Linked DNA regions of Homo sapiens: region 1 is linked to region 2. The links are chromatin loops, found by intact Hi-C in ENCODE. Cell type or tissue: OCI-LY7. All regions are shown on one strand. Region 1 overlaps MSI2 (musashi RNA binding protein 2). Region 2 has its middle 46 kb from the start of AKAP1.

Region 1 (2,500 bases), 270 kb before region 2:
GGCTGCTTTCATCCTACAAGAGCAGAAGTGAGTAGCTGCAACAAGGACTACATGGATTGCAAAGCTGCAAATATTTAATATCTGGCCCTTTTTAAGTTTTCCAACCCCTTCCCTGAGAAGAGAAGCCGAGGCCAGCAAAGGAACAACCCATCAGGCTGTCCCAGGGAGGTCAGTCCACTGTTAGGCCCAGCATGAAGCCCTGGAGTATCTGCTGCCTTACCCTTCTCCAAGGACAGACAACCCCGGAACAGCTACCCAGGGGTGGGAATGCCATCTTCACCCCTGGGTAGCTCATGGTGACGTGTGGATTCTGCCAACCTGTTAGCTGTTAACCTCAGTTGGCAGAGTCCTTATGCCAGTGGCCACGCTTCGTGACCTGATCTTAAATATAAACAAGTAACAACATCTCTAACCTTGGGGAGAGGGGGTGTGTTTTCTGGGAGGAAGGTGGAAGAAAAACACAAAAGGGTTTACAAGCCTCCAATTTAAGTTATTTAAAGCTCCCGGTGTGTCACTCTGTACCCACTCCACTTACAGTAATGACATATTTAAACTCCCTTAGCTCAGCCCCTTGATAGCAGTCTTACCCATCTTGATTGCCACCTGAAATAAACAGTTGGAGAAGCTGCCACCTCGGGCAGGATGGGATGAGGGAGAGGAGAGAGGAATGACGGCAAGGAGACCTAAAAAGAGAGTGGTACACCTTGCATGGAAGCTGTGAAAGGAAAGTTCTAGACTTGGAGGAAAAGGAAGTAGGGTATGAATTCTGGCTCTTACACTGTCTTACCTGGGTGACCTCTGCTGACACTCAGCCTCCCTGGCCCTGACTGTCTACCTTCGCCAAATAGACTGGAGGATACCAATATCTGCTGCACAGGTAAAATGAGGTGATGAATGTCCAGGTCCCCAGCACTCCGGGGCACACTGAAGGGCACAATATCTTCCTGTCCTTTGCATCTTGCCCATCGTCAGTCCATCTTGGGGACTGATCAGCAGTTGGCACAGGGTGCAGAGTTCAGATGCTGTTATCAGACAAGCCTGGAGGGGGAGTCCACACCCAGCTCTACCTCCTGGAGAGCTGTGACCTTGAGTCCAAGAGACAATCCCATCAAGACCCCACTTAACAGTCTACAACATGGAGAATACCACTACCAGCCCCCCAGAGAAAAATTAAATGAGATAATGTGAGTAAATGGCCTGGCCTAGTATCCCACACTTTGCACTCGCATACACCTCATTAAATTGCAGTTGGTTAAAGAGAGTCAAAAACAATTTCATACAGTTAGAAATGTGTGTGCACAGGGGGTGTACACATGTGTGTGAATATACTTCATGCAAGTGTGTGTGTGTGTGTGTGTGTGTGTGTGTGCACATTCATTCTGTTTCCTTCAACCAGAGTATAAAGTACCGAAGGGGAGAGGCAGTCTGTCAATTTACCTGTTACCTCCTTTCACAACCACTGGATTTAATCATTGTAGTGCTCCCAAGGCCCAGCAGCAGAGTCTCCCTGACTTTGATCATTCTGGATTCAAATAAGTTATGCCAGAATCCTGAGAGGTGGTGAGTCCTGCCCAAGGGGACACACACAGTAACACAAGCCACCAGCCAAATGAGAAATAAGCCATTCTGCAGACAGACACAAATAATGCACAGAACCTATGTATGAAAAAAAAGCTACTAAAATATGAGCATTGAAGAGCATTATGGCTTTGATACATTCAAAAGCCTCTTTGGTCTTTTAATAAAACACTTGATAAGTCTGCACATCCTGCCAGAGTCCACAAACATTACTGCAAAATTAACTGGGCAGCTTCAGACCCAGCGAGTGCCATGCCAGGGAAGATGGTTTGTGACTGCTTCTCAGACAAAAGGACAACTGTTCTAAGGGCAGCAATGGTGGCCACTGTGGGCATGGCCAAAGCTTGCAGTGTGTCTTACTGGAGGCATACTGGGTCACAATGATAAGTGTTAATGAAAAACAACAGAGAGAGAAACAGAAATACAGAAAGGAAGAAAGAGAGAGAGAGAGACAGAAAGAAACCAAGGGTTGGGGACGTGCAGAGATGTGCTATGTGTTGGCAAGTAGAAGCCTGTCTGGAATACTCTAAAAGCCCATCTGGGCAGCACCGACTTTTCTGACACAAATAGGCCCATGAGATTCCAAGGCAGGTTATGGCTCGAAAAAGAAATCCCACTTCATGTTTGCAAACACTACCCCTGGACTTGTTTTAAAAGCAGAAAGATAGCAAAGAGGGCTCACCCTCCAGAGCTTTCCATTATGCAAGCCGGACCTGTCTCATTTAATTATTTCCAATCCCTCTCCCTAGGCAGGGTGGGGCTGGGTGATGGACAAATCCCCCTTACTGCTTTACATCAGTCTGGAAGAGAGAAGTGCTATAACGTACACAGTCATCAACACACTTGGCTATTCTTTAGACCCAGCCAGAATGAATCCATCCCCAGCTGACAATACCAGAAAGGGCCATGGGGGAGGCCTTTT
Region 2 (2,500 bases):
CACCCTCACCCCCTGCAGCACACCCACCCTCACCCCCTCCAGCACACCCACCCTCACCCCCTCCAACACACCCACCCTCACCCCCTCCAACACACCCACCCTCACCCCCTCCAGCCCGCCCACCCTCACCCCCTCCAGCACGCCCACCCTCACCCCCTCCAGCCAGCCCATCCTCACCCGCTCCAGCACACCCACCCTCACCCCCTCCAGCCCGCCCACCCTCACCCCCTCCAACACACCCACCCTCACCCCCTCCAACACACCCACCCTCACCCCCTCCAGCACACCCACCCTCACCCCCTCCAGCACACCCACCCTCACCCCCTCCAACACACCCACCCTCACCCCCTCCAGCACGCCCACCCTCACCCCCTCCAGCACGCCCACCCTCACCCCCTCCAGCCAGCCCATCCTCACCCGCTCCAGCACACCCACCCTCACCCCCTCCAGCCCACCCACCCTCACCCCCTCCAACACACCCACCCTCACCCCCTCCAACACACCCACCCTCACCCCCTCCAACACACCCACCCTCACCCCCTCCAGCACACCCACCCTCACCCCCTCCAGCACGCCCACCCTCACCCCCTCCAGCCGGCCCATCCTCACCCGCTCCAGCACACCCACCCTCACCCCCTCCAGCCGGCCCATCCTCACCCGCTCCAGCACGCCCACCCTCACCCCCTCCAGCACGCCCACCCTCACCCCCTCCAGCACACCCACCCTCACCCCCTCCAGCACGCCCACCCTCACCCCCTCCAGCCGGCCCATCCTCACCCGCTCCAGCACGCCCACCCTCACCCCCTCCAGCCGGCCCATCCTCACCCCCTCCAGCACACCCACCCTCACCCCCTCCAGCCGGCCCATCCTCACCCGCTCCAGCACACCCACCCTCACCCCCTCCAGCACGCCCACCCTCACCCCCTCCAACACACCCACCCTCACCCCCTCCAACACACCCACCCTCACCCCCTCCAACACACCCACCCTCACCCCCTCCAGCACACCCACCCTCACCCCCTCCAGCACACCCACCCTCACCCCCTCCAGCCGGCCCATCCTCACCCCCTCCAGCACACCCACCCTCACCCCCTCCAGCCGGCCCATCCTCACCCGCTCCAGCACACCCACCCTCACCCCCTGCAGCCGGCCCACCCTCTATTTCACCGCTTCCTGCTCACTTCTTCCCAAGTTACCCAGAGGCTGATTCTAGGACCGTGATTTTCAAACTTAAGTGTGCATCAGGACAGTGTGTTAAAAGAGTTTGGATTCAGGAGGTCTGGGGGAGGACCTGAGAATGTGCGTTTCTATTAAGTTCTAATAATAAGATCGCTTGGAGGACGGCTGTTCTAACTACTGGGTGCGGGGTGGGGGTGGGGGGAGGTGGAAGGCGGGGAGGACACTTCCAGTAGCTTGTGCTGTGGCGCCATCTAGTGGTCTAAGACACAGTGGCAGCAATCTGTGCTGTGTGCATTGAGTAACCCTGAAATCTAGCCCTCTCCAAGCGCCTTCACCTTTATCATCTCTATTTTTTTAAGTAAGTGTTTTATTGAAGATAAATGATCACTTTTCATACTCTGAACAACCACAAGAGAATGGGATCTTTACAGACTGTGTCCTGCCCAAAGTCCCACAGCGACAGAACTGAGACTGGAAGACGGCTGTTTTAAGGCGAGAAACTTTCAACTGTGCAAATAGACTTTGGTATTTGTCCTCGGGATACTTCCAGCCTAAGGCAAGACATTGGAAGACAGCAACACAGCCACCCAGATTACACAATAATTAAACCCTAACTTAACCAAAAACTTAGTCCCGAACACTTCCTAGCAGCCAAGTCAACGTAGGAAACAAGGATTCCATCAATTCACAACCTAAAGCAAGGGAGCATGCCTGTTTATGAGTAAAATCAAATGGTCCCTAGTTATAGGAGCAGTGGGCATGAGTTTAGCCTGGGAGGCTTATTGAAAATGTAGAGTCCAGGTCCCAGCACTTTGCTTTTTTTAACAAGCACTCCAGGTAAACTGAGGCTAATGGCCTGAGCTCCCTCATTTGAGAAACACTGTCTGAAAGGGTATGACCTCCTATAATGATGTTCCTCCACCCCATGCTGTCCAACAGGACTAAGAGGCACACATGTGATCTTAGCATGTCCACTAGCCACCCTTTAAAAAAACAAGTGTAACCGGTGAAACTCCGTCTCTACTAAAAATACAAAAAAAAAAAAAATTAGCCGGGTGTGGTGGCGGGCACTTGTAGTCCCAGCTACTCAGGATGCTGAGGCAGGAGAATGGCGTGAACCCGGGAGGTAGAGCTTGCAGTGAGCTGAGATCGCGCCACTGCACTCCAGCCTGGGTGACAGAGTGAGACTCTGTCTCAAAAAAAGAAAAAAAAAGTGTAACTATGTTTTATTTAACCCGCAATGTCCAAAATAATATTTCAATGTGTAATTATTATTTTTCTTATAAGGTGTATATTTTATATTTATAACACTTCTCAATTC

Evidence for each region. Peaks named below come from ENCODE experiments on the same cell type or tissue, not always from the same donor. Only the 100,000 strongest peaks of a DNase experiment are listed, where the experiment ranks them.
Region 1: a loop joins it to region 2, with 5 times the contacts of the local background. A loop is called at or near these places in 3 of 110 quality-filtered maps.

Annotation. Positions count from the first base shown.
Region 1 is chr17:57,402,803-57,405,302 of GRCh38, reverse strand. All of the region lies in intron 6 of MSI2 (musashi RNA binding protein 2), which reads right to left. Among named protein-coding and RNA genes, the nearest start is that of MSI2, 150 kb to the right of the region's middle. In OCI-LY7, CTCF peaks have their summits at 859 and 1,058; a DNase peak (open chromatin) is centred at 1,042; H3K27ac peaks cover 509 bases.
Region 2 is chr17:57,130,083-57,132,582 of GRCh38, reverse strand. No RefSeq gene overlaps it. Among named protein-coding and RNA genes, the nearest start is that of AKAP1, 46 kb to the right of the region's middle. In OCI-LY7, CTCF peaks have their summits at 1,235 and 1,441 (motif pointing left); a DNase peak (open chromatin) is centred at 1,402; H3K4me3 peaks cover 287 bases.